Regions from separate parts of the Homo sapiens genome. Here regions 1 and 3 are each linked to region 2. Evidence: read pairs that join two places in POLR2A ChIA-PET (ENCODE). Cell type or tissue: OCI-LY7. All regions are shown on one strand. Each heading gives the region's core, and the rest is flanking DNA. Links, peaks and the distances in the headings are about the cores only.

Region 1 (10,765 bases), core at 3,793-8,792, 86 kb before region 2:
TTGCTTGACTAATGTTGAGGAAAAGTTCAGGAGCCCTTGAGTTGTTTTCATGTTTGCCAAACTCAATGTTGGAAGTGCCAGGCTCACCAAGACCTCCCAGGTATTGCTCCGGCCAGCGGCCAGGCTGCAGAGAAGAGAAAAGTTAAACCCCTCCTCAGTAAAGGAAGCAGGACTTTTTTCCAGGAGCATGTTGAGGAGGAGGGGCTTCTCAAGAAATATGTTAAATTAAACCAAACAGGAAAGGAATCTAAGGGTAAATGATTTAAACTATCCCCTTTTCACTTTTGCTCAAGTTCTGTCTGTGAAATTTGCTTCTTCTCTCACTTGGGAATTACAGACAAACATCATATTGGCTGAGGTTATAAAGCATATTAGATTTTATTCTAGAAAGGAAATGGTGTGACAAATCTGGTATTTTTAAAAAATGTCACATATAGCAGTACACATTTTCATATAGCAAGTGTTTATTCCCTAAGACACACACACACACACACACACACACACACACACACACAGAGTAGAATATTTTTATTGAAACCTGGGGAGATGTTTCTTCGACAATACCTTATGGGGACAACTATTGTATCTTCCAGCTCCTTAAATGTTCCTGCTTACTTTTCATAATTGAAATTGCTCAGAGAAAGAAGGAAGTGTTCATCAACTGACAACTATATATGCAAATCTCTGAAGGGTAGCTATGCTGGAATGGTTTTTATTTGTAGAGCATTGGTCCTCACAAGCAGTAAAAGCATCTGGATTTAAGACTACAGAAATCTGAAATTGTTGCTTATAATCTCCTTGTAGAGTCAACAGGAAGAATGCATTTTCCCCCTCAGTAACAGAAGAGAAAACGCAGGCTCTATTTGCTCCGACTTCCCCTTTTCCAAAGTGAAAGGAAGAGTTTTTCAACTGAAGAACCTCTTCATTGAGATCTCAAAAGAAGCTTGCTAATAACACTAATTTATCGATCAAGTTTCCAGATGAAATTAGCACCTACTTCTTCAAGAAGACAGACAAGAAGTGTGAAGAGGGAACGTGGCAATCATAATCAGCACTAGTGAAAATATTCTGCCCCATGAATAGCAACAGTTCAATCAGCTGCGTGGTAGAGCTTGAGCTGGCATTTATGAAAATGTTTGCTTGCTCTCAGCCATTTTCTCTAAGTTGAGGCCTGTGCTCATTTACAAAGAAGACCTATTGGAATAATCCCTTGGCTGTCTAAGTCGAGACACAGGAATCAGGAATCACACTGGAGCTTCACATTCCTGTGATTTTCTGATGACGCCTTCCTGGACCAGCAGCAAACCCAGAGGACAGCATACGACTAGGGGGTAGCACGCTATTTCCCATCTCTATGCTTTATGGGAGAGGATGAGTGACTTACAGTCACTGTAAGTAAACTTGCGCTGGTAATTGAATTAGAGCTGAGAGAGGGTTTTCAGACAGGGCCACTAGTTTGTTTGCAAAATGAGTTGATTCGATCTTGGCTTAGCAGCTGCAAGTCAAACAACCTATTGAGCAAACCCAAGGTAAATTTCAGCACCCTTTAGTATCAATGGCATTCGAGAATGAACACATTCAGACGCTTTGATTTTTAAGATGTCATTTATTTAAAGCAAAATCAGTTTATATTCTCAAGGGGTGGATTTCAAAGATATAAAAAGAAAAGTCATTTTCGGAACAAACAATTTTGTTCAATTTCTATATAAAACCTAAATTACACTTTTTTTTTTTTTGGAGAGTAGACTCTGTGATATGGGAAATGGCTTCACTGAAATTCAGATTTCTACATGCAAAAGCTGACTCATTTTGTTATGGGATTAGCTAAAATGTTTAAAGAGCCCCGATGAAACAGATGAACTAATTTGTGAAAAGGCAAAAAGTGTAATCACGGTTCAGACTACATGAATAGTCAGTGCACGAACCAAAGCGATGAGGCCTTTGTAACCTCACAGAGATTCAGTCACCTGATCATTCCTCTTTCAAAGCAGTTTCAAAAGTACAGTGTGTTATTCTGGTGACTGGCATAGGTCTTGCTTATGTACAAAAATCAGAAAAAGTGGCTCCTGTGCTTACTAATTTCCAAGGTTGTTGCATGTCGGTGAAAAGTTGGTGGGGATTAGGACAAAGCACTGTGGAAACAAATTTTAGAGTTGTGGCATTTTCAGGCAACAAATAAGTGCAAGTCCACATCATAAAAAATTCTAATTTACCCTTTTTGGGGGTCAATTTGTATTTTTTTTTTTTGAGACAGAGTCTCGTTCTGTCACCCAGGTTGGAGTACAGTGGTGCGATCCCAGCTCACTGCAGCCTCCACCTCTTGGGTTCAAGCGTTTCTCCTGCCTCACTCAGCCTCCCGAGTAGCTGGGATTACAGGCATGTGCCACCATGCCTGGCTAATTTTTGTATTTTTAGTGGAGGCGCGGTTTCACCATGTTGGCCGGGCTGGTCTCAAATTTTTGACCTCAGGTGATTCACCCACCTCGGCCTCCCAAAGTGCTGGGATTACAGGCGTGAGCCACTGCGCCTGGCCAAATTTGTATTTTTTTATATAAAGTAAGGTTTACAAATATGACCTAAATGAAAACCAGATAAAATTGACAATGGCAAATAATTACCAATTTTAAATGTGGCAAGAATGACAGAGACGGCACTAAAGGAGCTCAATAAAGCCTTGGGTTCTGGACTCAGATCTGTCTTTTAATCATTGTGGCACATTGGGCAAGTCACTAAACCTCAGTGAGGCACAGTTTTTCATTATTGCAAGGATGGAATGGAAGCCACAAAGCATTTTTCTGATTTTCCCTACACTTGAGAGTTGTGTAGGAAACAAAGTGGATGAAATGTATGCAAAGAAATCAAAGTAGGTAAAACTGACATGAATTTGCACATTTGAAAGGCTCATCACTCCTTCATAAGATAGACAGTTATTCTCAGCTTCTGAACTGAAACTTCACGAGTGGGATTATCAGAGTAAAAGGACTTTTTAGTTCTTCGGTATTGAAACCCCTTTAAACAGGATGTAAGTTCTCCCTACGTCATCAACAACGAATAGCACACGTGCTGTACAGTGAAAGTTAGAATGATACGCTTCTTAATTGCAGAAGTATTCCCGTCAAAAGACAATAAAGCATATTTTGGAAGAAGTGGGACTCTAGTAAAAACACACAGACCTGAAAGCAGTGCATTAATTATTTTATTAATTTCTTCTTTTTACATTATGGGAAACATTCATCTATTTACAATATTTTTTTGTTCACACACAATCTAGGTAAATAAGCCTATGAAATTCCAATTCATAAAGCCATAAAAATGTTCCCACCCCTCCATCTGAAGGCTTTCAAATGAATCTTTTTTTTCCAAACCAAAATAATTTTTAAAAATTACATTTGGGAATTCAGATATGCTAGTGATTTACATTCCAGTTATTTAAAATATGCATCTAGACATGTTTTAAAAAAGAAATGGTAAATTCACAAGGATAAGGCTTAAATGAAAGTGGTAATGCACAGTAAAACATTAAGGAAACATCTATAAATAACAGAAATATATTACAATAAATTAGTTCTATTTACCATTTCAAATATTAAAAATCTTTAATCCATTTCTTCATCTCTCTTTACAAAAAGGTTATGTGAATTGTATGGAAACATCTGCAAAAAATATAATAAATACTTAATTTCTTTGAACGTTTTTTGATGTGGGAGACAAACTTCTTTTGTAATCCCCCCCTCCCCAAGAAAATGCCCAACACCTTTATACCAAAGTTAAACAAAATAAGTAATTTTTCAGGGTACATACATTTTCCATTACGAACTAAAAAACATTTCTACAAATTACATCAAAAAGAACAATGTAACAAAGGTTATGCTCATGAATGTCAGTTTCAGGGGTCAAGCAGCATTGTGTGGGGTCATGTTCTAACACCAATAATTAGCTTTTTATAAAGTGTTTGTACAATTTAAATTGTATTTTCAAGGAAGGCAAAGATCATGATGCCCTGTAGGCCTTGAGCTAAAAGATTTAAAATTCTTACCAAAAATAGCTTATGAATATACAAATGCCGTTCACTTAGACAAGATAAATAGGCCTTCTCTTGTCTCTCTTTAAAATATCATGGGCTAAATTAGTTTCCAAAGAAAATATTGTAGGATGATCTTGAGTCGTATTAGAAATCTATTTCTTAATCCAAATCTCAACTCTACCTCAGGGCACGGAGCTGTAATTGTGAGCATGGGTCTTGGGATGAACGCTGCTTCTTTCATATTAATCTGTGAGTTCCAAGTCATTCTCAGTATTGAATGTGACCATAGGCTACCCAAGTGGCAGTTGGCCCTACTCGATGCAAGCTTTGTGTGACTTTTAATTGCTGCTACAAGGTAAAGAAAAGGTGTATTCTTTTTAAAACTAGCAAATACTTGAAGCTCAAAATCTCTGTATGCTCCAATTTCACAAAGCACTTTGAGTGCTTTGTTCACCCTAGTTAAAAGTTGGTTCGTTGGTTTCAAAATAAGTGAGTAGCCCTTTTCTTGTAAACCACAGCAGTAAACATTTGTGCCCTGTTTATAAAGGTAGCTCAAAGCATCGATGGCTCTGAGAGGTAGCGAATTCTCTAGTGGTTTTAGAATATGTCCGTGAAAATATCTGTTGCTAGAACCCATCACCTCTCTTAATTTCATAAGTAAAATTAAATTAGCACCTGGCTATGAGAGTGTATTATTTTAAAAAGCTTCTCTGGTGCAAGCATGTTTGATGTATGTTTTTAAAAGTCTTTCGTTTTTAATTTCTAATGCTTTAGGATGTTAGCTGGACATAAAATGCCATTGATACTTAAGATTGCCACATCCTAAGTGTTTAAACTGTGACGAGTAAGGGCATTTAAAGACAACTTCAGCTAGACACCGATGCATACTGCCCATCAATCAAGACTAAAAATCTAAATCAACACTCTCTGCCAAAAGCCTTGACTTCTTTCAGTGTTTATGAATCATGACTCCCCCCACCTCTTCATGGCTGTTGACCCTGGCAGGTCGAGTTTCTTCTCTCACTACCTGGAACCTCAAGATGACAGCGGCAGCTCTTTTGAATGAGGCAGCATGTCTATTGGGGCAAAAATTTATTTTAGCCATTTGACACAGGACAGAATCCTATGCTAGGTATTACTGGACTCTGCAGTAGTGAGAGGAGATGAAAGGAGAAAATATATCTGAAATACGAACTACTTGGGTTAAAATAGACGGATGTGTAGCATTCAAAGGGATGGTAGGAAAACCCAAACTCTTCTCCAAAAACAGCCTTGCTGCCATTTACAGCGCTTTATAAGCAGATATGTACTTATATATGTGGAATCAGGTAGGCCCACCTGGATGGACACTTAACAAATTAATAGAACCAACACTTTCCCTTTAAAAACAGCCGCCACGACAACAATATAAATATACACAGTACAATAAGAGTTGAGAAAACATTTCAGGTCTAGATTTTCTTAATAATAGAACAAAAAAATCCCTTATGTAGTATACTAAACCATCAGTGCCTCCTTTGCCTTGCTTCATGTTATTGCCTTTCAGAATAGATTAATTTCCCTGAAAGATCGAATTTACAATCTTCTGCTGATTGAGACATTTGAAGCTGTGATTGATGAAGTAACAGTGAGGCAGTTTGTGCAGCTGTGAGTGTGCAGGTGCCCCCAGCACCTGCAGATTTCGCTTCTCCCATCCTTGCTACACATCCAGGTCCCCCACCCCCAGGCCAGGCTTGGTCCCCTCTCTCTGTGTCCCTCATGGATTCCAGTGAGATGGTGTGATTTCTGAGGTTGGGAATAAAGTGCTCCATCTGCTTTTTTAAAAGAATAACCATTTAGGGGAAATAAAGGGAATCGGAGGCCTAGTTTCTTTCACGTGGAAGACGGTAAGTCCCAAAGGATCACCCTGTGATACTGGATTTCTGAAATACCCTATGGTTTTATATTGCTGAACAGACTAGCTCGAGAGAACTGAGGACGGCGGGTGACCTAAAGGCATCACTTCTACACAGGTGGGTTTGGCTTTGCCCAGAAAATAAAGGGTTGGATCTCAGTATGAGGCAGGGCGACGGCATCAGGACAGGGGGCGAAGCTCGGTGAAGAAGGAGATGGGCAAACGGGTACGGGAAGTGGGGGGCTGAGGGGGGCCCGGGGGGCGGCTCCTGCGAGGTGGACAACTACACCGCGACAGTGGAAGTCACCGAGCTCGGGAGCGGACGGGCTCGGAGGGGGAGAGGCAGCCGGCAGAGGAGCGGCCGGGGGAGGAGGGGACAGATGCTTGGCGGCGGCGGCCGGGCTGCGGGGCGCTCAGAGCCGGGTCTGCGCCTCGGGGATGTAGATCTCGATGCTCTCGGCGCTCTCGGTGGCCGAGTTCTGGCGGACGGACGCGGCGCGCTTGGCGGCCATCAGGCGCTTGCGGGCCTCCTGGCGCTGCGAGCTCTCCAGCGAGCGCTCCCGGATCAGCGGCGCGGGGCCCTTCGCCGGCTTCTTTGGCACTGGAGGAGGGGCCCTTCTCTCCTGATCAAAGCAGAAGGTTCAGGACATTACACAGCTTCTCAGGACAAGCTTGGGAAAAACTGGGATAGGTCAGTAGTTAGAACACACAGTTTTTTACCTAGGGGTGGTTAGTTCTGATCTGCACACTGCATATCTACTTTTTTCTTCATTATTCTGGCTTGGGCATTCAAAAGATGCAGAAAAAAAAAAATCCCGGTAAGCTTAAGGCCCAGGGTAAGGCTGGGTTGCAGAACTAGGTCTCTCCAAGGGAAGGAAGTGGGTATTTTAAAGGCCCCCTGCGGAAAGCCTGCGGCTCCCAGCACATTGAGTGCGGTTCTCTCTGGAGACTCCAGACTCCTCCTGGTGCCAGAGATGGGCCAGGAAGCAGCGGCTGCAGCAGCATCTTAGAACCCCTGCATCCCCTCTAAGGATGCAAGTCACCGGGTGCAAGCTTGGTTCAGAGCTTAAAAACATCTCCGCTCTGTCCCCGGCCCGCCCACCGTCCCCTTCCCACCAAACCTAAATAAACAGAGGAGGAAGAAGAGATATCAGATTGTGTTCTTTAGCTTTGTTGGTGCTACACCAGGTTAGACCCTTTTGCACACCACACACGAACACACAAGCAATATACAATATACAGGGTCACGGGAGAGGGAGGCCATTGATATTTCCTACACTCGAGAGTTAATTAAGTCAGTTCCAAGGTGACTCTGACTAGGGGCCTCGGGATAACTGTGGTGGCCCAGGAAGCAATTCCAATCACAGGGGCAGAAACTGTGCCATGAAAAGTTGACACAGGATGAAAGAGGTCATTCCTCTTATCAGCAGCAAACTATGAAATGGGCGGATATTTTCAATGCCACTGCAAAAACAAAAGACAGTCATCTCTTTGGCATTAAAAAAAATGCAGCAGGAAAGAATGGCGTCTAGACCACAAAGGATTTTTAGGCAAAGAAGGTTGAAGTTGTAGACTGTGAAAGGGTGCACATAAAACTGATGTTTTCATTTTAAATAAAATACCCTCCATTCTCATAAAATGAAGCGTGAACATTATCTTAAAATATAGTTTCGGTGATTCTCCAAAGAGTACTCTTTGTATCTTAACACCAATGCTCAGCACAGCAATTCCTCCCTGCTTGCCAGAGCAAGTGCCTAGTTCAACTTCTCACCCTGGAGCTACCCCACCGGCTGTCTAAGGTGGAGTCTGTGTGGCTTAAAAGAGAAAAAAGGAGAGCCTGGAGTGCAAACTATATTCTCCCAACTCTGATTGTGCTTGTTCATTTTTCTCCTCAGGTTCATGGGGTGATGAAAAGCTCTGATCACAGGCAAAGTCCATTAAAAACCGTAAAAATCAAGCTAACTAATGATTTACTATGTAAATATCAATAGGTTACATATATCAATTCTTAGCATCTCTTCTTTTAGACATTTTAAATCTTCATTGTGGAATAACTCAGTGGATATTTTTAGAAATATGAATATTGGATATTTTTTAGTCATTTTCCTTTCCTTATACATTTGGATTTTTTAAACAATGATTACTATTATTATTATTATTGAGACAAGCTCTCGCTCTGTCACCCAGGCTGGAGTGCAGTGGCGCAACCACGGCTCACTGCAGACTCAAACTCTCCGAGTTCAAGCAATCCTCCCACCTCAGCCTCCCAAGTAGCTGGCACTACAAGTGTGTACCACCACGCCCAGCTAATTTTTGTACTTTTTGTAGAGACGGCGTTTCACCATATTGTTGCCCAGGCTGGTTTTGAACTCCTGGACTCAAGTGATCCACCCGCCTCAGCCTCCCAAAGTGCTGGGATTACAGACATGAGCCACCATGCCCAGCCAACAATGATTATTTAAAAAAAAAAAAAAAAAATTAGATGCATCAGCTCTGGAAACTAAATTACCAGTATGTGTGCATTTGTAGTGTTTTCTTAAAATAAGACTGATTTAAAGCTTATCTAGCAGATAGTTTTAAACACAGATTAAAGAAAACTAGATTGGGTACAAATGTTTGGCTTCCCAAGTGAGAGGCCACATGTACATCAACAGTACTTTCCAACTTAACACTACGACCCCCATTTTGATGGTGACAGAATTGGAAACGGGGGACAGTGATGAGAGCATCACCCTCCTGTCACTTACAGATGGTCCCTTGGGACTGGATTTTTCCTGGGAGACCATTGACCCCAAGAACCCTGAAAACATGATATGCGGTAGCAGAATGGATTAGATTGCTGTTAGCTTTCTGGTAGGTGAGGGGACCTGAAAAGAACAGGGCCACCAGCATTTCAAGGGAACAGCCATTCCAATTTTCAGAGGTTGATTCTCTTGGAATTATTTGACCTGAGGCCATAGGAAAGCAAAGGGTTAAAAAAGTCACGTTTGACATGCCAGCCTGGGGAGCTGGACATTGGATACCCGTGTGAGCCTCGTGGAACACCATAATCAAATGTGAAAATTAGAGTTGATTAATTAAAGTAAAAGAATTTAAGTCTTTATTTCTAAACTGATGCATGAGGACCCCAGTGAGCAATATTCCCCAAGGCAAATCAACCAAAAGCAAAACTGTTTTGAAAAAAAAAAAAAAAAAAAACCCAACATTTATGTAATTACTGTGAAACTTTATGGTATATATTTTTAGACTTGAACAACAGTAATTTCTTTATTACTATATTTATGAAATGATTATCAAAGTCAGTTATTTTTCAGGGCATCCTATTTTTCTTGAAAACACATCCTAGGGGTGTAAGGAAGTTGAACTCTTGTTCTATGGATTCATGCACTGAAGATGTCATTTATTTTAGTTTAAAAAGCAAAATGGAGGCAGTTCCTTCCAGTGACTAAAATGGTTTAACTTAAAGTTTAATTAACAAAAAAAGCCACATTCCCATTTTCCAATTCACAAAGACAGGTTTTTCTTTAAAAATATGCCTGAAACATATTACAGATAATATCCCAAATGATTACTATGTAAACATTGTCATTACAATGAAATTAATATGATATCAGCTCCATTTCACATTGTAAACAGCAGGACTGAATGCAGAAGCCTATTTAGACTGTCCAGTGTTTGTGCAGGTTTTTAAATGAACCATACAAAATCTACATTGTTCTACCTTCTTGTCAAGAGGATCCATCTGTTTCCAATTATTGGCCTTTAACTGATGAAGTTCATCAAATTTCATACTAATATTTTCTATGGACAACTGCAGCATGTCCCAAAACCCCGCCAAATCCTGGGAGGTGGGTCTTGGATGAGCATTAGGATTCTGCACAAGAGAAAGAAAAACATTCATGCTTTAGAAGCAATTCTTGACAAGCACAGGGCCAAAAAGGCATTTTCAAATATTTCAAACAACATAAGGAGGACTAGTTCCTTTTGGTTTTCCGACACGAGGTAAAAGTGAGGTTACAAATGTTAATTTTATACACTCATCCGTTTGAGTCAGTGATTCTCAAATGTCAAGGTTGTAAAACTCTTCTGTTGTGATACCACATCTATCAATTCAATATGGTATGGGGGAAGGGTCTAAACATATGAAAAATTCCAGAATGTGTGATCTACTACAGGACGTATTTTAAAACACCATATTCAAATGAAAATGACATTTCTGAAAAAAAAAATACAGTGTATTATTATTAGAGTTTGTATTCCACTACATGCCATACAATTTATTCAGAGAACAGATAAGGAATCTAAAATAAGATTAGTTTAAATATTCATGTTAAGTAAAACACAAATGATTAGTAATAAAATATTGGATGTTCCAAGCACTATGTGTTTAATAATTAAGATGTTTACTAATATAGGAAGTAATTTTATCATAGGAAGTAATTTTATCATATGACTGCTTTGACAAAATCATTTGAAAATTCATTCATTTTAAATTGACCATAAAATAATATAGCAAATGTGAGAACACATTATCTCTACATACATCTCTACATCTATATGTCTGTAATGACCCATTTGCTAAGTGATAGTAAACATTCTTCAGTGTTTCAGGATTGACTTTCTTTGCCCCATCCACATATCCCTGATACCAGAACATATAAACCTGAATTTATATGCCCTAAGACAGGAAAAACACAGCTAGGAGACTGAAAATATCATACTCTTTGTTAATTACTACCTGCAGCAGTAGCTAAAGGCATTCATGATTAGACGGGTGGCAGCCTCCATATGTCAAGAGATCCTAGCTGGTATCTGTTTTGGTGACCTCTTGGTATTTCAGGCAACTG
Region 2 (10,765 bases), core at 2,404-7,403:
TGGCAGTGGAGGTGGCAGAGCCAGAGGAGGGCTCCGGGGAGGAGGTGCCCATGGAGACTAGAGAGAATGGACTGGAAGAATGTGCCGGTGAGCCTTTGTCGGCTGACCCAGAGGCGAGGAGATTGCTGGGCCCGGCCCCTGAGGACGACGGTGGCCACAATGATCACAGTCAACCACAGGCCTCTCAGGACCAGGACAGCCACGCACCATCCCCTCAGGTGTGACCGGAGACTTTGCAGTGTGCATGGTCAGGGGTGGTGCCGAAGCGTCTTCCACCTGCCGTGCGGACCGTGGAAAATAAAAGGCTCTGCCCCCGGGGTGAGTGTGGCCGGTTGTACCCTGCAGTAGCGTCTGCCCTGAGCTGCCAGTGCTGGGTATCCCCCAGCCCCAGGAAATGTGGGGTCGGCCGGGACCCTCACAGCTCTGAATTTGCTTCTGTTATTTACGGCTTTTTGCTGCTTCTTGGTACCCCATCTCCTGTCTGTGTCCTTCCAACCCCAGGCTGCTTATGTGGCCCAACCCCAATGCTGTCAACTAGGCTTGAACCCCACAGCGGCTGTGCTCTTCTGGGAGGTTCCCGCTTGCTGCCTTCAGCCAGGGCGCTCCTCAGAGCCCTGTTTTCCTGCAGACACCAGCTCTCCTTCCTGCCTTTAGATCCTGAGAAGGAGGGAAATGAGGGGTGCTGACACAGTCCCTCTGGGAGAGCTCTGCCTAGTCTGGTTTGGTGAGGCCCTTGATCACCTTGGCCCTCCTCCCTGTCTTCTCTGATTCTTTTCCCTCAAAATAGTCCTGAGAACTAATTGTCACACTGGCTTATCATGTCTCTGTGGGTGAGGTGGGAGAAGCCTCTGCTGCACACCTCTGTTTGGAACCTGGGCAGAGCAGGAGGTAAGGCAAAGGCAGGCAGGCACCAAGAACCAGACCCCTTGAGAAGGCGCTGTGGGTGGGTCTTTGTTCTGCTGTTCTGCCTTTCCTGACAGGTGGGGTTGGGGCACACAGACATTGGAATATTTGTACTGCTCTCGTGCCATTTGAGAGGCTGCTGCCCCAGGCAGGCCAGCCCCTACTCCTCTTGGCTACACTCATGTTGCTCAGACTATATTTCAAATAAAAAAATCTTCTCACCATGAAAAAAAAAAAAAAAGAAAAGAAAATACTTTCATAATCTTGGTCACATTTAACAGTATACGGAGTCCACAGCCAATCACTTGAAAATCTGGTCCTATGCATAGATCTATGATTCCAAGCGGCAAGAAAGCAAATCTTCCGGGGAAACAAAAAGTGTTACATTCCTTAGTTTTAAGTTCCTATTTCAAAGGATAGAAAGGGAGGCTGTTACCTGTATCCCGATAGACAGGCATCGATTTTTCTTAAAGTGGTCCTTCTTCCTGTCCTCCGTGGTGACGGTGGCTATGGTAGTCGTGGTGGTGACGGTGGCAGTGTTATTGCCCATGTGTTGACTGGCAGGGCCATGGATCTGGGCGTTTGCAGCTTCGATGGCGGCTGTCAGAGCCTTCATACTGTCCAGGCTCTCGGTGGAGTTGCTGAGTCCAGACTGGCTGATAATATCTCCTCGCTGGCCCTGTCCGTCCATGTAGGCATCCTGGGCTGACTCTGTGCTACTCTGGGCTGTGATAGAAATGAAAGGTTTCGTGGTAGTTCTGGGTGGGACTGGAGGTGGTGTCTTCTTATATGTTGTAATGCAAGATGACACTGGAAGACAGTGAAAACAAAGACAATGTGATTTCTGCGTGGGTTTTAATTTCTGATATTGTAACTGACAGCCATTGGGAATTAGGGCACATGAAACACACTGAGACATTTAACAGGAAAACAAGTTCCATTGACAGGCTGAGACCCCTGCTCTCCGGAGGTGGTTTGGGTCTCCTCTGAGGTGACACCTCCACAAAACTGAGGGAGAAAAACACCGGGAAATATCAATCTCTGAAATGGAAGTTTCTAAAATGGAAATTAATATGAATCAACATAAACTAGATACGATTAGCCCTCTGTCGAAACCTTCCCAGCCAACAAATTGTATAGGCACATAGAAAAGGTGAGGGGAGTTTCTGTCTTCAGGGAAAAAACTAAATATAGCTAATATTAAACAGAGTAACTCATTAGAAGAGATTTTAGTGGTTGATAATAAATATGGAAAAAGAAAAAAGGAAGGCAAAGAGGTTGTGAGGATGCGTGTTCTGATCCTAATAACAAGGACGAGGTGTCTGGGGGAGAAGGGTACACACGCCATGGTAGCTGCTGCAACTTGTTTATCGAAGCCAGTTCCTTCCTTCCTTCTTTCCTCCCTCCCCCCTCCCTCCCTCCCTCCTTCCTTCCTTCTTTCCTTTCTTCCTCCCTGCTTTTCCTTTTTCCCTCCTTCCTGTAAAAATATTTTTAAAAAATAGAGAGGAGGTCTCTCTGTGTTGCCCAGGCTGGTCTTGAACTCTGGGCTCAAGAGATCCTCTCCCTTAGGCCTCCTTTCAAAGGACAGAAGAGGAAGCTGTTGCCTATATCCTGACAGACAGACACATAGAAGTGCTGGGATTACAAGCGTGAGCCACCGGGCCCGGCCACTTCCCACCTTTCTGTCTTTCTGCCTGACTGACCGACCTACCTACCTACCTACCTACCTACCTACCTACCTACCTACCTTCCTTCCTTCCTTCCTTCCTTCCTTCCCTCCTCCCTCCCTCCCTTTCTCTCTCTGTCCCTCTGTGTTTCCCCACCTCCTTCCCTTCTTTCCTTCCTTCCCTCCTTCAGTCTTTTTCTTTTCTCTGTCTACCTGTCTTGTCATCCTTCCTTTTCCTTCTCTCTCTCTCTCCGTCTCCCTCTTTCTTGTCTTTCCCCTTCCTCCTCCTCTCTGTCTTCCTTCTTCACTTCCACCTTGCCTATCTCTCTCTCTGTCTTTTTCTGGATAAACTCTCACTATATAAACTTCTTTTGTTTAATTTTTGCTTGTTTCTGAGCAGAACTACTCACTGAGAGTATTTACACTGTACAAAAGTCTCCTATTGTAGAAATTAATCCACATGCTAGCTTATAAATCAGTCTTCGTGGGTTTGGTCTGTATGAGTCACTCCCTAAAGTGTCTTTCTTTAGGGCAACTTGGTCAAGTCAAGGGCCTGAATCTGACTGGGTGTGGTGGCTCTCGCCTGTAATCCCAGCACTTTGGGAGGCCCAGGCGGGTGGATCACCTGAGGTCAGGAGTTTGAGACGAGCCTGGTCAACATGGTGAAACCTCATCTGTACTAAAAATACAAAAATTAGCCGGGTGTGGTGGTGCATGCCTGTAATCCCAGCCACTTGGGAGACTGAGGTAGCAGAATTGCTTGAACCTGGGGGGAGGAGGTTGCAGTGAGCTGAGATCGTGCCACTGCACTCCAGCCTAGGCCACAGAGCAAGATTCGGTCTAAAAAAAATGGTGGGGGCCTGAATCTAGGCTGCTGAGTACAATTTTGGACCCGTACAAGGGGGTCAAGGTCTATTTGGAGGCTCCCGACAGCAGCCTCAGCCCCTCCCTCTAGCCATTTGATTACAACGCTGAGGGTTTTGAAGAAGCTTTACACGTTGGCTTTCAGTTTCTCATTTGTAAAGCATGATTTAAGAAAATAAGGATCAAAAATGAATTAAGTTTCCAAGTGGGACTCCGGTCAGTGAAGCACAATTCCTTAAGCAGCTATTATAAATTCATTCAAATAATTATGCTTCCATCATTTCCTCCCCACCCCACCCCAGCCCACCCACTCTCACAGGTGGTGTCACTGTGGCTCCATCACATCAGCTAGACCTGGCCATGCAGTCCCAACTTGTTACCTACAGTTCCAGCTGCCAACTCAGGCCATCTCACTGAATGAAATACTTGCTTCAACATTGAAGATGTTTCCTCTGGCCACTCAGAGGAAACACCCTATAATGAACAATAAACAAAAGGACTCTATTATGCTGTCCTGCTGTTTCAGTGGCCTATGATTTGGAGTAATTTCCTTAACCATAAAATAGATGGAGACAATAATGTTTGGCTATTTCCCAGGGATTGCCTGAGTATTGGAGGAATAAATCAAGCAAATGTCTCATTACAATATCATATGGACTCTGGGATGGGGAAAGACAAGGTGCATGACATAGAGGCAGTCACCCCTCATTCCCTGGGTGGATGACTGGCAGAGGCCCAGCCCAGGAGAACTTCCCATCTATGTTGACTCATGAAACACACAACTTCATCTCTCTTTTTTTTAGAGATAGGGTCTCACTCTGTCATCAGGTTGGAAGGCAGTGGCACGATCATGGCTCACTGCAGCCTCGATCTCCTAGGCTCAAGCAATCCTCCCACTTCAATCTCTTGAGCAGCTGGGACTAACAGGTGTGCACCACCACATCCAGCTAATTTTTTATTTTTTGTAGAGATGGGGGTCTTGTTGTGTTGCCCAGGCTGGTCTTGAACCCCTGGCTTCAAGCGATCCTCCCATCTTGGCCTCTCAAAGTGCTGGGATTAGAGGCATTAGCCACTATGCCATGCCCGGCCCATCTTTATCATTTGAATGCAGCTCAACAATAAGTGTCGACTTCCTCATTTTTTAGCTAATGCACCTGACAGGAAATACGACTCAGGGAAAATACAGTGCTTGCAAGGTGCAGAGTCAGGAGCGAGCCAGCCAGCCTCAGGTTCTTCCCACTAGCCCACAGCTAAGCCTCTGGCTAAACAATGCCAGTGCATATACATTGTAAATATCTTGCCTCACTCAATTTAGTTTCTTGCATCCAAACCATGGTGGAGCTCTGGTTCCCAGAGAGGCATGAGTGATGGTAGTCCTGCTGGGAGTAACGCTCATCTCAGTGATTCAGCTGAAGACCCAGAGTGGGTGGGAGCCATAATTAGGATAGAACCTCTCCCTGCTAAAATTGAATGAAACTACAGCATTGTACCACTTCTCCTAAGACATGTCTTTACAACGTGAACTCACTATTTTGTTCAAAATGGATTCTCAGGACATTCCGCCCACTGATATTTCAAGAAGCTAAATAACATATTCCAACATCAAATGTCTGATCTTTTGGATTATGTATTGCTTCTTGTTAGCTCTCCTTGGTTTCTTCTTTTAGTGTGGATAATCCAAACTGGACAGTGAGGCCAGGCACAGTGGTTCACACCTGTCATCCCAGCGTTTTGGGAGACTATGGTGGGAGGACTGCTTGAGTCCAGGAGTTGCAGACCAGCCTGGGCAAGATAACGAGATCCCATCTCTACACAATTAGAAAACAAAACCAAACAGTCCCCCTCCAAAAAAAAGCTAGATAATTCAGCCAAATATGGAATCATTTGATTTGCTGTGACATACAGTAAAAATCCTGCCATGATGTGATAAGTGGGGGTGGGAGGGGCTAGTTCACATTGTTTCCAACGCATGACTGACCTTGGGGACTGAGCCTCCAGTGCGGCTCCTACACTCCCCAGGCCAACTGCAATTGGACGCCACCTGGTGGCTGTTGTCAGCTCATCTTCGCTATCGATAGGGATAACTCTGGATACCTTGCTCAACAGGGACATTGGCAGAGTTCCAGTAATGCTTGACATCTACCATGGTTAGACTGGACAGGGAGAATACTGGAGACATGGCTTCTCCAACAGGGTGGTCCAGCCCCCAACACCCAAAGAAGATAAGATTTTGAGATCCCCCCCAACTTCGAATAAGGGAGCTGAATGGAGGGCAGGAACCATCTCCCATGTTGTTATACGGAGGGACATTACTCATTATTATGAGGCTTAAGGAAAGGAACCATCTCCCATGTTGTTATACGGAGGGGCATTACTCATTATTATGAGACTTAAGGACAGGAACCATCTCCCATGCTGTTATGCTGAGGGACTTTACTCGTTATTATGAGGCTTCACTGCAGTGAGCGGCACTGTCCAGTCATGGGCTAGGAAGGTAAAAGGAATTCAAATCTTCATGACTGCTTTTTTTTTTTCAACTACAGACGGGATCTCACTGTGCTGTGTACGCTGGCCTTGAACTCCCAGATTTAAGAGATCCTCCCCCTCTGCCTGCTGAATAGGTGGCACAACGGGCGCATGCCACCATGCCCGGCTTAAGATTGCCATTTGAAGGAGAGGAAAGGGATTCAAATCACAACTCACACTTCCCCATAGTTCCCCTTCTTCATTTTCCAATTCTTCTGCACTCCAAAACTCATACAACGAAATCCTTCCATTTTCCCCAACATCCCCCTTTCCTAGATTTGCTAAGCCCTAAACCCACACTTCTCTCCTAAGGGTATTTTGTTTGTTGGTTGGTTGGTTTCAGTTCTACTCTCAGAATTCAGTGCCAGGAAAGATTTAGAACCCACTGAGAAGGTCTGAGCACCAGCAGGTGTGTGACACATAAGAGTGAGACTGAAGGAGGGTGAAACACCAGCCAATATGTTTGTCTTGCCTGGTCAAAACAGAAAGAGAAAATGAGAAAGAGAAAAAGAGAAAACGAGCAGTTTCTATACAGTAAGTGAAACATCTGATTTGTTTAAGAGTGACGTTCTCTTTTTATTTTGAGACGGAGTTTCGCTCTTGTCGCCCAGGTGCAATGGTGCAATCTCGGCTCACTGCAACCTCTGCCTCCCGGGTTCAAGCAATTCTCCTGCCTCAGCCTCTGGAGTAGGTGGGATTACAGGCCTGCGCCACCATGCCTGGCTAATTTTTGTGGGTTTAGTAGAGACAGAGTTTCACCATGTTGGCCAGGCTAGTCTCAAACCCCTGACCTCAGGTGATTCACCTGCCTCGGCCTCCCAAAGTGCTGGGATTACAGGCATGAGCCACCGCTCCCTGCAAGAATTGAGAGGTGAAGCCAGCTGGACTTCCTGGGTCGAGTGGGGACTTGGAGAACTTTTCTAGCTAAAGGATTGTAAACGCACCAATCAGCACCTGTGTCTAGCTAAAGGATTGTAAACGCACCAATCGGCACTCTGTAAAAACGGACCAATCAACACTCTGTAAAACGGATCAATCAGCAGGACGTGGGCGGGGACAAATAAGGGAATAAAAGTTGGCCACCCCAGCCAGCAGCAGCAATCCCGCTTGGGTCCCCTTCCATGCTGTGGAAGCTTTGTTCTTTCGCTCTTCACAATAAATCTTGCTGCTGCTCACTCTTTGGGTCCACACTACCTTTATGAGCTGTAACACTCATTGTGAGGGTCTGTGGCTTCATTCCTGAAGTCAGCGAGACCACTAACCCACCGGGAGGAACAAACAACTCCGCACACACCAGCTTTAAGAGCTGTAACACTCACCATGAGGGTCCGCGGCTTCATTCTTGAAGTCAGCAAGACCAGGAACCCACAAGAAGGAATAAATTCCAGACACAGAATGACGTTCTCAAAAACAATGATTTTTAAAATGTAAGTGGAACTTGAAAAAAGAAATGATGCTGTATTTTTTATCACCATTACTGCTTTCCTTTGCCCTGATAAGTTTTTTGTTCATTTCAAATGAAATTATTTTTTTCCTCATCTGGCTGAAAGGACTCTTATCCATTTATGAGAGAGTTGCAGAACTAGAGCTGCAGATTTCAGTGACATTTTCATTCAGTGGATACTGTAGTGCACAGAGAGACCAGAGGTTGGTATTTACATTTAAGAAGTTATATATTTTTGGGGCCGGGCGCTGTGGCTCACGCCTGTAATCCCAGAACTTTGGGAGGCTGAGGCGGCCAGATCACCTGAGGTTGGGAGTTCGAGACCAGCCTGAACAACATGGAGGAACCCCATCTCTACTAAAAATACAAAATTAGTCAGGCGTGGCAGCACATGCATCTAACCCCAGCTACTCGGGAGGCTGAGGCAGGAGAATCACTTGAACCTGGGAGGCGGAGGTTGCGGTGAGCCGAGATTGCGCCATTGCACTCCAGCCTGGGCAATAAGAATGAAACTCCGTCTCAAAAAAAAAAAAAGTTATATTTTTAAGAAAGACATTATACGGCAGAGTGCGGTGGCTCGCTCCTGTAATCCCAGCACTTTGGGATGCTGAGGCAGGTGGATCACAAGGTCAGGAGATCAAGACCATCCTGGCCAACATGTTGAAACCCCATCTCTACTAAAAATACAAAAATTAGCCAGGCGTGGTGGTGTGTGCCTGTATTCCCAGCTACTCAGGAGGCTGAGGCAGGAGAATTGCTTGAGCCCGGGAGGCGGAGGTTGCAGTGAGCCAAGATCGCGCCACTGCACTCCAGCCTGAGCGACAGAGCGAGACTCCATCTCAAAAAAAAAAAAAAGAAAAAAGAAAGAAAGACATTATAGAGAAAACAACACATTCCTATCATTTCAGCTTCGAGCTAGCTCATGATTGAATATTGCCTACATTTGTATGGAAAGATAATGCGGCCAGGCGCGGTGGCTTATGCCTGTAATCCTGGCACTTTAGGAGGCCAAGGCAGGGGATAATTTGAGGTCGCGAGTTCGAAACCAGCCTGGTCAACATGGTGAAACCCCGTCTCTACTAAAAATATATAAAAAAAAATTAACCCAGCGTGGTGGCAGGCGCCTGTAATCCCAGCTATTTGGGAGGCTGAGGCGGGAGAACTGCTTGAACCCAAGAGGCAGAGGTTGCAGTGAGCCAAGATCGTACCTCTGCACTCCAGCCTGGGCGACAGAATGAAACTCCGTCTGAAAAAAAGAAAAAAAAGAAAAAAAGAAAGTGTTGCAAGCTTCAGGAAGGCCTGGGCCAGAGATTATTTTATTCTGTAGTGGTGAAGATGTTCTGGCAAATTATCCAGACTCTCTTTCCACTCTGGTTATCCTTCAAGTTTAACAGCACACAAGTGTCAGGCGGCCACAAAACAGATGTGAGATCAAACTCCCTTTTTGTGCCTTTTTATTCATAAACCCTTACCAGCTAAGCGAATGGATCATACACCATAAGCTATGTAGAGCAACTATTTAGCAGTTCCTGATTACTGCATTTTAGAAATTCTTTAAAACATGAGAGAGCAAGTCCATAAGGAACCACAAATAAAAACACAATAAGACAAAGTAATTAAACTTATATATAAATTAAATTATATATAGATATATATGCAGATGTCCCAGAGTCAAGTAACATCTTTTTGATGTAAACATGTTGTTACCCCAAGGCGTTGTTATTAAGTGCAGCTATTATCAAGCAAGCTGTGATTTGATCATCCTTGAGAAGTGGCAGCGCCTACACAGAGCTCATGGGGAAAGCAACCTTGGATTTGCTGTGAGTTCTATCAGATGGTGTCATCTTACTGAGATGAAGACTACCAGAGAGAAGGGCTGCCTTGGTCCACTGTCTAAAATCTGCTGAGGGCAAAGTTCTCCCGATTTGGTCCAGGTGATCAGCAGTTGTTCAACAAGCCCTCAAAAAGAAGGCCTTTATTTCTTTATTTGAGACAGAGTTTCGCTCTTGTTGCCCAGGCTGGAGCGCAATGGCACCGTCTCGGCTCACTGCAACATCCACCTCCCAGGTTCAAGCAATTCTCCTGCTTCAGCCTCCTGAGTAGCTGGGATTACAGGCATGTGCCACCACACCAGGCTAATTTTTTTTATTTAATAGAGATGGGGTTTCACCATGTTGGTCAGGCTGGTCTCGAACTCCTGACCTCAGGTGATCCAGCTCCCTTAGCCTCCCAAAGTGTTGGGATTACACGTGTGAGTCACTGTGCCTGGCCAAAAGGGCTTTATTAAAAAGATTTTTAAAATCTAATGGGGTTGACAGAAGCGTGCTGGAACTGGCCCTTCTCAGCTTGCTAAGCTCGATTGTGCACATTTCTTTCTACCTCTGTATTCAGTCACTTTTCACTGTTAGCTTGAAATTGTTGACCTTGGTGTATTTACACCATGGAAATCAGCAAATGCCTGAAATCCAGGTTCCCCCCTGTGGATTTTCTTCAATCAGAGAGCCGGTTGTTAAGCATTTCCAACACCCCTGTGTGTACAGAGCAGGGTTATTCAAAGCCTGGTCTGCAGAGTGGTGCCCGTTTGCAAACTGTGTCACAGTGCAGGGTGACACATGCTATGAAAATTGAGTGTAGGGTCAGGTACGGTGGCCCACACCTGTAATCCCAGCACTCTGGGAGGTCGAGGCCAGTGGATCACCTGGGGTCAGGAGTTTGAGACCATCCTGGCGAACATGGTGAAACCCTGTCTCTACTAAAAATACAAAAATTAGCCGGGGGTGGTGGCACATGCCTGTAATCCCAGCTACTCAGGAGGCTGAAGCAGGAGAATTGCTTGAACCCGGGAGGTAGAGGTTGCAGTGAGCCGCAGAGGTTGTAGTGAGCCGAGACGGTGCCATTGCACTCCAGCCTGGGCAACAAGAATGAAACCCCGTCTAAAAAAAAAAACAAAGAAAATTGAATGTAAGTGTTTAGAAACTTTTATAGCAATTTTATAGAGTGTTTTACCTGTTGAATCTAAAAACAAAACAAAACAAAACAAAAATTATGGGTTTGTTTTTTGTATGTCTTAAAAAAAAAGTCCTCTTTCTAGTAATTCTTTTTTGTTGCATTTTACCAAAGCACTAATCTGCAGCAGATTGAGGGCAAACAAACAAACTGGTCCCTTACCAGAGATAGGCTGAGAAGCACTGAAAAGAACATTTGCAAATCCAGGGAACAGGGCAGAGGTAGTACAAGTGAGATTAAGAATATATTCAAGAGGTAACTTGAAGCCACAGGCTATTTTAGAAAACAAAATGATGTGAAGAGGCCAAAAGAAAAAAAAGAAACTTGGAAGGACCTAAACTGGGGACATAAATGTA
Region 3 (10,765 bases), core at 2,281-7,280, 180 kb before region 2:
AGAGAGTTTTGAGATCATTCCACAAAGATACCAGCTTTTCATATTTGGGCCTAAATGAAATGCTCAGGTCCCAGGACCTCCTACGCTTATAAATTGGCTCCAAGACACAACACATCTACTGTTTGCTTCTGTCACACCCACATACATTTTGAGGTTGTGGAGGCAGATTTTTGTGGATAAGGAAGGAATACATTCCATAAACACAAACTGGAAAACCATTGATTAGATGGAACAGGGAAGAAAGTCTAGGAAAGAAGGCAGGGCCACAAGCTGGACATGAGTCAACAAAGCAACAGAAACAGGCACACACACAGTGTTTGAGGATGTTCAATGAAAGCATTGTCTGTAAGACAATTCTATTTCTTTCTCTGGCCCTCTCTAGTGAAGACACAAGTCGAGTATTGTTGCAGACAGAACCACAATGATAGCAGAGAGTCGGGAAAACAAACTGTGAGGACAGAGTGAATAAAAACTAAGATGTTTATACAAGTGCAATAGTAATCAATAAATATATGAGTGCTTGCATTTAAAGAAATAGCAAGGTAGTGAGAAGGGAATAATTGTGGGGATTAATTCCCACCATTTGCTGGCAGAAGCATAAGGTCCAATGATCAAATTCAAAGGTTTAAGTCAAGCATTCTGAGCTTAAGGGGAAGGGAAAAGTCTCCCCCAGTCTGGGATAAGCTCTACCTTCAAGCTGTTCGGATAAAATAGCGGCTAACATTTGTTGCATTATGCCATTGTCATGCACCCTCCCAAAGCCTTAGATGTATTAGCTTATTGACTCCTCACAGAAACACTATGAAACAGGTGTGATTGGATGCACATTTGACAAATTATGAGACTGAGATAAATAAAGTTTAAGTAGCTTAGCCAAGGTCTTGCTGCTATTGTCAGGACAAGATTTTTAATCGAGGAACCCAGCTGTTACCCAGGAGGCTGGAGCTCCAGTTTTCTTTCTTTCATATATATATATATATATAATTTTTTTTTTCTTAGACAGGGTCTTGCTCTGTCACCCAGGCTGGACTGCACTGGTGAGATCTTAGCATACTGCAGCCTCCAGCTCCTGGGTTCAAGCAATTCTCATGCTTCAGCCTCCTGAGTAGCTGGGATTACATGTGTGTGCCACCATGCCCAGCTAGTTTTTTCTATTTTTAGTAGAGACGGATTTCACTGTGTTACCCAGGCTGATCCTGAACTCCTGGCCTCAAAGTGATCCACCCACCTCGGCCTCCCAAAGTGCTGGGATCGCGGGCGTAAGCCACCGCGCCCAGTTGGAGCTCCAGTTTTCATACAATGCACACATTTGAAAGCTTGCTATTTGGCCTCCCCTTTTAGTTTATTATTGTGATAGTTAATTTCACATGTCTTAAAGTTACTTAATTGTGCCAGGGGTGCTCAGATTAAATATTGTTCTGGGGGGGCTGGGCATGGTGCCTCACACCTGTAATCCTAGCACTTTAGGAGGCCCAGTTGGGCAGGTCCCCTGAGGTCAGGAGTTCGAGACCAGCCTGGCCAACATGGTGAAACTCTGTCTCTACAAAACACAAAAATTAGCCAGGCATGGTTGTGGGTGCCTGTAATCCCAGCTACTTGGGAGGCTGAGTGAGGCAGGAGAATCGCTTGAACCCAGGAGGCGGAGGTTGTGGTGAGCTGAGATCGCACATTGCACTGCAGCATGGACAACAAGAACAAAATTCCATCTCAAAAAAAAAATAAAACATAAATAAATAAATATTGTTCTGGGTGTGCCTGTGAGGGTGTTTCTGTCTGAGATCAACATCGGGATCAGTGGACTTGGTAAAGTAGATTACTCTCTCCAATGTGGGTTGGCACCATCCAATTCATTTCCAGCCTGAAAAGAACAAAAGGTGGAGGAAGGAAGAATTTGCCCCCTTTTGCTTCCAGCCTGGCTACTTGAGTTAGGGGAGGTCTTCTCCTGCCCTTGGACTGGGATTTACAACGTGGGCTTCCCTGGATCTCAGGCCTTCAGACTAAGACTGGACTTTCCTGGGTCTCCAGCTTACAGATGGCAAGACCTTGGGACTTCTCAGCTTCCTAATCATGTGAGCCAATTTCTTATAATAAATCTCTGTATCCTATCTATATCTATAGCTGCATCTTTATCTGCATCTACCTCCTATTGGTTCTGTTTCTCTGGAGAATCCTGACTAATACAATTATAGTACCCCAATCTGCTCAGGAGTCTGACATAACTTTGGGGAACTGGGCAGAGATATTATGAGTGACTCTGCCTTCAAAAAGTCCCCCTTTCTTCTTTCCAGCTTCTAATCAGCTTCAAGAAACATCCTGGAATCCATAAAAAATACTTTTCACGATGTCTGCTCATCACAAGAACTTCTTAGAATAAACCAAGATTTAGTTCTTGTAACAGTGTATATTTGCACACAGTTGTGTAAGTCCTTACTTTTTTTTAACAATTGTTCTCACTTATTTCTTACAAAACCCCAAAAGCACTTTGAGGCTGGTATTATTCTCCTCCTTCTACAGGTGAGATAACTAAAGTTCTGAGAGCTTAGGTGACTTGTCAAAGGTCACTTAGCCAACACGTAACACAGCCAGCACTAGAATCCAAATTCAATGAGTGGTCTTATGTCATGGAACCTCTGGAGGCCAGAAAAAGTCCCTATTCTTTGGGATCTCTCATGTCACTAATATGGTAATACAGAATCCATAAGAGATCTTAAATAGATATTGTTGAAAGATTTCAGTAACAGAGACTGGGCACAGTGGCTCACGCCTGTAATCCCAGCACTTTGGGAGGCTGAGGCAGGTGTATCAACTGATGTCAGAAGTTTGAGATCAGCCTGGCCAACACGGTGAAACCCCGTCTCTACTAAAAATAGAAAAATTAGCCAGGCATGATGGTGGGTGCCTGTAATCCCCAGCTACTCGGGAGGCTGAGGCAGGAGAATCGCTTGAACCTGGGAGGCTGAGGTTGCAGTGAGTTGAGATCACACCATTGCACTGCAGTCTGGGTGACAAGAGTGAAACTCTGTCTCAAAAAAAAAAAAATTTCAGTAGCAGAAAGAATTTTAAAGTGCTAGTTTAAAACTGGAGTGGTGCCTGTATTCTGAAGTAGAAGCTTGGAAGATATTTTTATTTTGTTCTAGAAGGGAACTTTTCTGAGCCCTTTCAGTTCATCTTTCTTAAGGATAGCTAGCGGTTGAATAATCTGAATGCACATATTTCAGACTGAGATGGTAGGTGTTGTTTAATAATATAATGCTGTCATTAATATAACTTTCAATAATGTAAAGGTACAGAATGTTGTGGTTTGAATGTGCCCCTCAAACTTCACATGTTGGAAATTTAATCCCCCAATTCAAATGCTGATTGGAGATGAGTCCTTTCAGAGGCAATTAGGATTAGAGGAGGTCATCAGGGTGGGGGACCCACAACAGGACTGGTGGCTACATGAGAAGAGGAAGAGAAGCCTCAGGTGACACTCACCCTCTTGCCCTCTCACCATGTGATGCTCTCTTTCATGTTATCATGTAGCAAGAAGGCCCTTAATCAGAGGCTGGTGCAATGCTCTTGGACTTTCCAGCCTCTAGAACTATAAGAAATAAGTTTCTTTTCTTTATAAATTACCAGTCTTAGGTATTCAGTTAAAGCAACAAAAAATGGACTAAGGCAGGGAGTGTCTTTGTCTTGAGCAGAGATTTTCTTTATAATTTCTACAAGATTTTTGCTTCTTATACCTGAAAGTAGTAGAAGTGAGGGAGATGAAAAGGAGGAACTGAGCCTGAACAACAAAGTGGTAGGCTGAGGATGGAAAACAGATGGCCCAAGGGGATTTCAACTGAAGGAGTGTGGCCAACGGGTGGCACTAGCAGTGATAATAGATATCCAGATTTAAGGTTCCCTTTTCTGCAGAACAGTTCCTTTGTGTCCATCTCTACCCATGTAAAGTCTTAAACATGGCAGCCTTGCCTTCCATCCTTTGAAAAATAAGGCCCAGGGCTCTGCACCTAGTGTAGGAGGGGAAGAGGTGACGGAGAAGGGTAGCAGGCTGAAAAATAGTTATGAAACAGCCAGAGGTGAATGGCAGAGAAGCCTTGAGGTGTGGGGAGTATAAGATCTGAGACAAGATAACCAGAATGAAAGTGTGAAGAGGATGGCCAGGCATGGTGACTCACGCCTGTAATCCCAGCATCTTGGGAGGCCAAGGCAGGTGGATCACCTGAGATCAGGAGTTCAAGACCAGCCTGGCCAACATGGCAAAACCCCATCTCTACTAAAAAGACAAAAATTTGCCAGGCGTGTTGGTGGGTGCCTGTAATCCCAGCTACTCTGGAGGCTGAGGCAGGAGAATCACTTGAACCTGGAAGGTGGAGGTTGCACTGAGCTGAGATCATGCTACTGCACTCCAGCCTGGGCAACAGAATGAGACTCTGTCTCAAAAAGAAAAAAAAAAAAAGAAAATGTCAAAAAGAGAAGCAACCCTCACCTACCTTGAAGGAGACTCAGAAACGGCTGTGGAGGAAATTGGACTTGCTGCAGACAAGTAGGGTGGGAGTTTCAGCTGCTTTGTATAGGCTTTAAATAGACGTGTTCCCTTGGCCACATACACACACCCAAGTTCATACATATGCCCACAAGCATGTTGAAAGCTGGAGGACCCGGGGAACATTCAGGTTACTTTTGTTAAATACATGAACTACCATATATCCTGAATCTTAGAAGAGAAATGTATATAACCAGAAAATGATATTACCTTATACTCAGACTGTCTTTGTGGGTGATGGGGGACAGTGATTGATAGTAAGTGAAGGGAAATGAAACCATACAAGTAACAGAACTGCAACTAGAGGGAAAATTATTTATTCAAGCCATATGTAAATATGTGCCTTTTTGAAAGTACAGCTTTGTCACTCCTAATGGTTTTAGACATCTGAGAGGGGCCCTGTGCTATAGCCCAGAGAGATCACTGTTTCGACCCGGGGAATTCAGGTTCTATTGACATTCATTTTTATAAGGAATACAGTAGATATCTGAGTAACAAAAAACAGTCTGTAATTATTTACATACATGAAATAATCCTGTTTGTATATTTGAAATAACTGCTATCTATTAACAGAAAGAAAATATTAGTATACAGTAGGTACATCCAGTCATAATGGGCAGTTTGACATTTCTGGAAGAGCCATCTGCAATAAAACAATAGTATTGTAAATATTTGCAAGACAATAATTAAACTCAGCACTGAGGTGAACTCCACACTGATTTTAGTTATTGTTTTTCTTCAGATTCTACAAAGAGTGAAGTACTCCAAAGAAATCTTTACATTCTAAAAAGATCTAGTTTTTATCATGATGCATTGTTTTAATACTCTAAAACTACTTGTCTGTGAGACTATGCTTTTTAGGAATGAATGTGATTCTGTTACTTCTAATGTGATGACAGTAACTCCTGGGTACATTTTAATCTTTGCAATATTTTAACTCAAAATAAAAACCATCCACTAGTGTGAAATATTTCAATGACATGATTCCAATACAGATTCAAGATGAAAACATCAGGTTTCCTTCAAAAGGAATTTTACTCTCCTTTTAGGAAATTGTGTAGGTATTTATATGAGTTAATTTTGAGAATTTTTAGCTAATCATACATTTATTCATCAGTAAGTGATTGAAATCGAGTCCTTTTAGACAAGGAAACCCAATTAAGATGGTGTGGTGGTTGAACTGGGTCCCCTCAAAAAACATATGTTGAAATCCTAATCTCCAGAACCTCAGAATGTGACCTTATTTGGAAATAGGATCATTGAAGATCTAATTAGTTAACATGAGATCATACTGGAATGGGGAGGCCTCCTAATCCACTATGATTGGTACAGGATGATAACCATGTGAAGACAGACACACACAGGAAGAATGTCATGTGACCATGTGACCACAGAGGTAGTGATTAGAGTTATGCAGCTACAAGCCAAGCACTGCTTGTGACACCAGAAACTAAGAGAAAGGCATGCACAGATTCTCCCTAGAGCTTTTGAGAGAGCATGGCCCTACCAACGCATTAATTTCAGACTTCCAGCCTCCAGAAGTATGAGATGATAAATTCCTGTGTTCTGAAGCCACCCAGCTGTGATATTTTGCTATCACAACCCTGGGGAATAAAAACAGATGGGAACAGATGTACCCACCTGTCTTTGTGTCTATGACATAGTACAAAGGGCATAGGCTTTGGGGTCCAGCAGAAATGGAAATTAACCCCAACCCAGTCAATTCTTTCCTATGTGACTTTACACAGGGTAATTAGGGTAGCCGATTTCCTCAGCAACATGATAGAAATAAGATCTTCATAAGATACAGGCATGGTGGTGCATGCCTGTAATCCCAGCTATTCAGGAGGCTGAGGCAGGAGGATAATTTGAGCCCATGAGTTAGAGACCAACCTGAGCAACATAGCAAGACTCCATCTCAAAAAAAAAAAAAAAAAAAAAAAAGATTGTTGAAGGCATCAATTGGTGATTGGTGAATATATGAAAGTTATGGGACACATAGTTTCTCAAAAAATACTAATTTACAACCTGTATATATGAGCTCATTTAAGTAGTCCGTTAATATTATTTTATGTGGTCAAGGAAATTAAAAGCTTTTTTTTCTTTTCAATAATTAAAAAAAAAATAGTATCTATAAATCTGAACTTCTAGTGACCTGGATGTTCAGTAACATTTTTGTCAGTAATGATAAAAAAATGAATTATTCATAGTTAATGGGAAATAGACAACCATTTTATTTATGTGCTCTACAGTTCTGTTCAGTCAAAGAAACTCTAGTCCCCTGGTTTAAAGAACACTCTGGAAAGGAAGTGTCCCACACAAGAGATGTGGTGGATGAAAACTCCCTATAAAAAGTTTATCCCTTTAATTATATGCTAAAAATATATATTTTTAGAAATAGTAAAATGATAGTCTTTCCAAGAGTACTGTAATGTGAATTATCCAACCTAATGACTCAGTTTAAAAGTCTGAATTATGTATTAGTCTCACTAGAAAGGGATAAAATTTGTCATTCAGTATGGGGGAATGACATATTATTTATGTGATCATCCTTCTGAGATCCCATTAAAATAATAGTAAAGAAATTAGGCTGGGCATGGTGGCTCATGCCTGTAATCCCAGCACTTTGGGAGGCCTAGGCGGGTGGATCACGAGGTCAGGAGATCGAGACCATCCTGGCTAACACGGTGAAACCCTGTCTCTACTAAAAATACAAAATAAAATTAGCTGGGCGTGGTGGTGGGTGCCTGTAGTCCCAGCTACTCGGGAGGCTGAGGCAGGAGAATGGCATGAACCCAGGAGGCGGAGCTTGCAATGAGCCAAGATCGCACCACTGCACTCCAGCCTGGGCAACAGAGCGAGATTCCGTCTCAAAAAAAAAAAAAGAAAAAAGAAATTAAAAGAGGCAGAATCTAAGGGCAAAGGTCAATTAAGAGAAAAGAAAGATCTAATGATGATCACCGATCATCATCAGTGATCTAAATCTTTCAATAAACTTCTAGAAGACAGAGCAGGAAGTGATAACTAGAGAAACACAGTGGAGGTAAAGGAACTCAAAATATGCCACTCAGGCTGGGCACAGTGGCTCACACCTGTAATCCCAGCACTTTGGGAGGCAGAGGCAGGTGGATCACCTGAGGTTGGGAGTTCAAGACCAGCCTGACCAACATGGACAAAACCCCGTCTCTACTAAAAATACAAAATTAGCTGGGCATGGTGGCGCATGCCTGTAATCCCAGCTACTCTGGAGGCTGAGGCAGGAGAATCGCTTGAACCCGGGAGGCAGAGGTTGCAGTGAGCTGAGATCACACCACTGCACTCCAGCCTGGGCGACAGAGTGAGACTCCATCTCAAAAAATATAAATAAATAAATAAATATGCCACTCTGGCAAATAGACTATTTTGAGTTAAGGGTCTTGAAAAAAACAGCAAGAACAAGATCACTCTGACCTTCCTACTGCTTATTAAAAGCAGATGATTAAATTCCTGTGTGACAAATGTTCTCCCTGTACCGGAAGGAAAATATCACTCTTATCATCATCAAGGACAAGAAGTTGAGGCCAAGGAAAATCTGTACCAACAAACCATGTTAGACTAATCCTTATCCTCCCAGCCACTTCTCTGTCCAATGAACCACCCTAGCTCAAGCTCCTTTGCCTTGTCACATTTTCACAATTTACTTTGCGTTGTCTACTTCAGTATCTCTGTGTTTATCTCTAACTGCCTCCTTGAGTCTCCATTCCTTTTTGAAGGCTCCCATGCCATGTAAAACTTGCATTAAATAAATGTGCATGCTTTTCTTCCACTGCTATAGCTTATGTCAATTTAAGTATCAGGCTCAGCCAAAAAACCCTAAAAGGGTAGAGATAAAAATTTTGCTTCCTCTATAAAGGGAATTTCAGCCAGAAGGATGCATGGAGAGACCATATCTGTGAAGGAAGCCAATCTGCCTGCAGGACCCAATGTGCACGGGCTCAGAAAATTCACTTCCCGCATTATCTTTTCTTTGCAAATTAATTGGCAATGTGCCTCAACAATACAAAAGAGTAAAGCAAGGAAAAGACACGAGGATCCAGGAAACAGTGGTTTCAAATGAGGTAAGTAATTAAGGGAAGTCCCTGGGTGATAGCTGTGTAGCAGATCAAGGCAGCAAGCAACAAAGGCCTTAGGAGGAAGTTATCTTGAGGAAAAAAGAGAGTTGAGTATTTTTCAAAATCTTACACTAACTTTGAGATTTTGTAATAATAGAAAGATACCAACAATACACAAATAAAAAGAAAGATAGGAGAACAAGTAGAAAGCCACCTTATTAGGATAATTTGACTGCAAGCAGCAGGAAAACCAAACCCAAAACGCTTAAAAATAAGACATTTACTATCTGACATAACAAGAGCTTCATAGGCAGGGAAGCTTCAGTTGACTGGTTAATTCAGTATCTGATTCTTCAAGTGCATAGGTTCTTTACATTTCTCTTTTGTTTTTTCTTTTTCTTTTTCTTTTGACAGTCCAGAGATCTTTTATCTTTTTAACACCTATGATGCCATGAATTCATGGGGAATAGGTTCCAGCAGCTCAGGCTGCTTCCCATTGGTTCTCACACAGTGTGCTTCTCTGGGTGGAGCAGGCTGGGGCTTCAGTTGAACCCAGGTGCCTTTCTCTTTGGCTTCTTTATTTTTCTGACCATTTTCCTTCACGCGTCTCAGGAAGCTATCTCAGCTCTTAGAGTGCTTAATATGCTCAATACGCACATTAATTCTTTTGGCAAGAATCTTGCCCTTGTTTGTTTATGCAATGCCAACAGCATGCTGGGGAACATTGTAGACTCTTCCAGTTTTGCCAAGGTAACACTTGTGGGGCATTCCTTTTTGGACAGTACCCATTCCCTTGATGTCTACAATGTCACCTTTCTTATAGATTTGCATATACGTGGCCAAAGGAACAACTCCATGTTTTCTAAAAGGCCCAGAGAACATATATCGGGTGCCTCTCCTCTTTCCTTTTGTGTTTGTCATTTTGACAAATTACTGGAAGATGGCGATTCCGGCCAAAAGGCTACATCTTTCTTTCTGCCATCTTCACTCATCCAAAGGCAGGCTCCCCTCACGGTGACAAGATGTACATGCTCTTTTAGGGTTCATATCCAACATGGCAGAATCCCAAGAAAAATACTCTATCTCCCTTAGAGAAAGGAAAACTTTCCAGAAGCCCCTAGTAGGCATTTTCTCCCATCTCATTGGCTAAAATTGTATCCTGTGCACATCTGAACAACTACTGGAAAAGAAAATGGAACCACTGCAGCAGGGATTGTTAATTGCCCCTCAATATCCATCTCCCCCTCCTTCCTTTCTATGATAGAACTTCTCTGAATTGTATCTCCACACGTAATCACCAAGCTAGAAGCAACTTTTCCCATCCTCCCTTGCACCTAGGTGTGGTCATGTTACTACGTTCTGGCCAATAGGATATGAGTGGAAATGATGTGGGCAATTTGTAAATTTTTCTTTAAAAGAAGTTGTGTGCTCTCCACTGGCTCAATTCCTCCATTCTGGCTAATATGAAGATTTGGTGGTAGTAGGTCAGCTTCAAACATGAAGATGAGGGCAGCTCCCAAGGAGATGACAGAGCCATGGGTAGAAGGAGCCTGGGGACCCAGGACATTTTCTTGATGCTCAGCCTCTCTATCCTCTTACACTGTAGGCTAGCTAGGAATTCTATCTGACAGAGAGGTCCACTCTATTTATTTTGGTGACTATTAAAGTAGTGGCAGGGGCCAGGCGTGGGCTCATGCCTGTAATCTCAGCACTTTGGGAGGCTGAAGCAGGCAGATCACTTGAGGTCAGGAGTTTGAGACCAGCCTGGTCAACATGGTGAAACCCCATCTCTACTAAAAATACAAAAATTAGCCAGGTGTGGTGACAGGCGCCTGTAATCCCAGCTCTCAAGAAGCTGAGACATGAGAATCGCTTGAACCTGAGAGATAAAGGTTGCAGTGAGCCAAGATTGTGCCATTGCACTCCATCTTAGGTGACACAGTGAGACTCTGTCTCATAAATAAACAAATAAATAAATAAAGTAGTGGCGGGTGCTGTGGCTTATGTCTGTAATCCCATCAATTTGGGAGGCCAAGGCGGGTGGATCACCTGAGGTCGGGAGTTCGAGACCAGCCTGGCCAACATGGTGAAATCCTGTCTCTACTAAAAATACAAAAATTAGCCAGGTATGGTGGCAGGC

Evidence for each region. ChIA-PET counts read pairs that join two places held together with the same protein. Peaks named below come from ENCODE experiments on the same cell type or tissue, not always from the same donor. Only the 100,000 strongest peaks of a DNase experiment are listed, where the experiment ranks them.
Region 1: POLR2A ChIA-PET joins it to region 2 with 11 read pairs; 9 of 35 experiments call an interaction of 5 or more read pairs at or near these places.
Region 3: POLR2A ChIA-PET joins it to region 2 with 48 read pairs; 9 of 35 experiments call an interaction of 5 or more read pairs at or near these places.

Annotation. Positions count from the first base shown.
Region 1 is chr18:3,492,854-3,503,618 of GRCh38, forward strand. DLGAP1 (DLG associated protein 1) reads right to left here. Exons shown (of 13, transcript NM_004746.4): 12 at 9,640-9,792; 13 at 3,179-6,541. The coding sequence ends at 6,332. Among named protein-coding and RNA genes, the nearest start is that of GAPLINC, 32 kb to the left of the region's middle. In OCI-LY7, for the core only: no CTCF peak of the experiment used is centred there; DNase peaks (open chromatin) are centred at 5,038, 5,698, 6,008 and 6,328; H3K4me3 peaks cover 4,254 bases; H3K27ac peaks cover 4,082 bases.
Region 2 is chr18:3,580,536-3,591,300 of GRCh38, forward strand. It overlaps DLGAP1 (DLG associated protein 1), which reads right to left. Exons shown (of 13, transcript NM_004746.4): 8 at 1,340-1,713. It also overlaps the pseudogene LOC100419892. Among named protein-coding and RNA genes, the nearest start is that of DLGAP1-AS1, 8.2 kb to the right of the region's middle. RefSeq lists an enhancer at 6,403-6,572. In OCI-LY7, for the core only: CTCF peaks have their summits at 5,487 (motif pointing left) and 5,703; DNase peaks (open chromatin) are centred at 4,576, 5,436, 6,436, 6,916 and 2 weaker places; H3K4me3 peaks cover 3,454 bases; H3K27ac peaks cover 4,608 bases.
Region 3 is chr18:3,397,273-3,408,037 of GRCh38, forward strand. It overlaps the pseudogene RPL21P127. Among named protein-coding and RNA genes, the nearest start is that of TGIF1, 48 kb to the right of the region's middle. In OCI-LY7, for the core only: no CTCF peak of the experiment used is centred there; DNase peaks (open chromatin) are centred at 3,839, 4,529, 4,819 and 5,919; H3K4me3 peaks cover 2,515 bases; H3K27ac peaks cover 3,400 bases.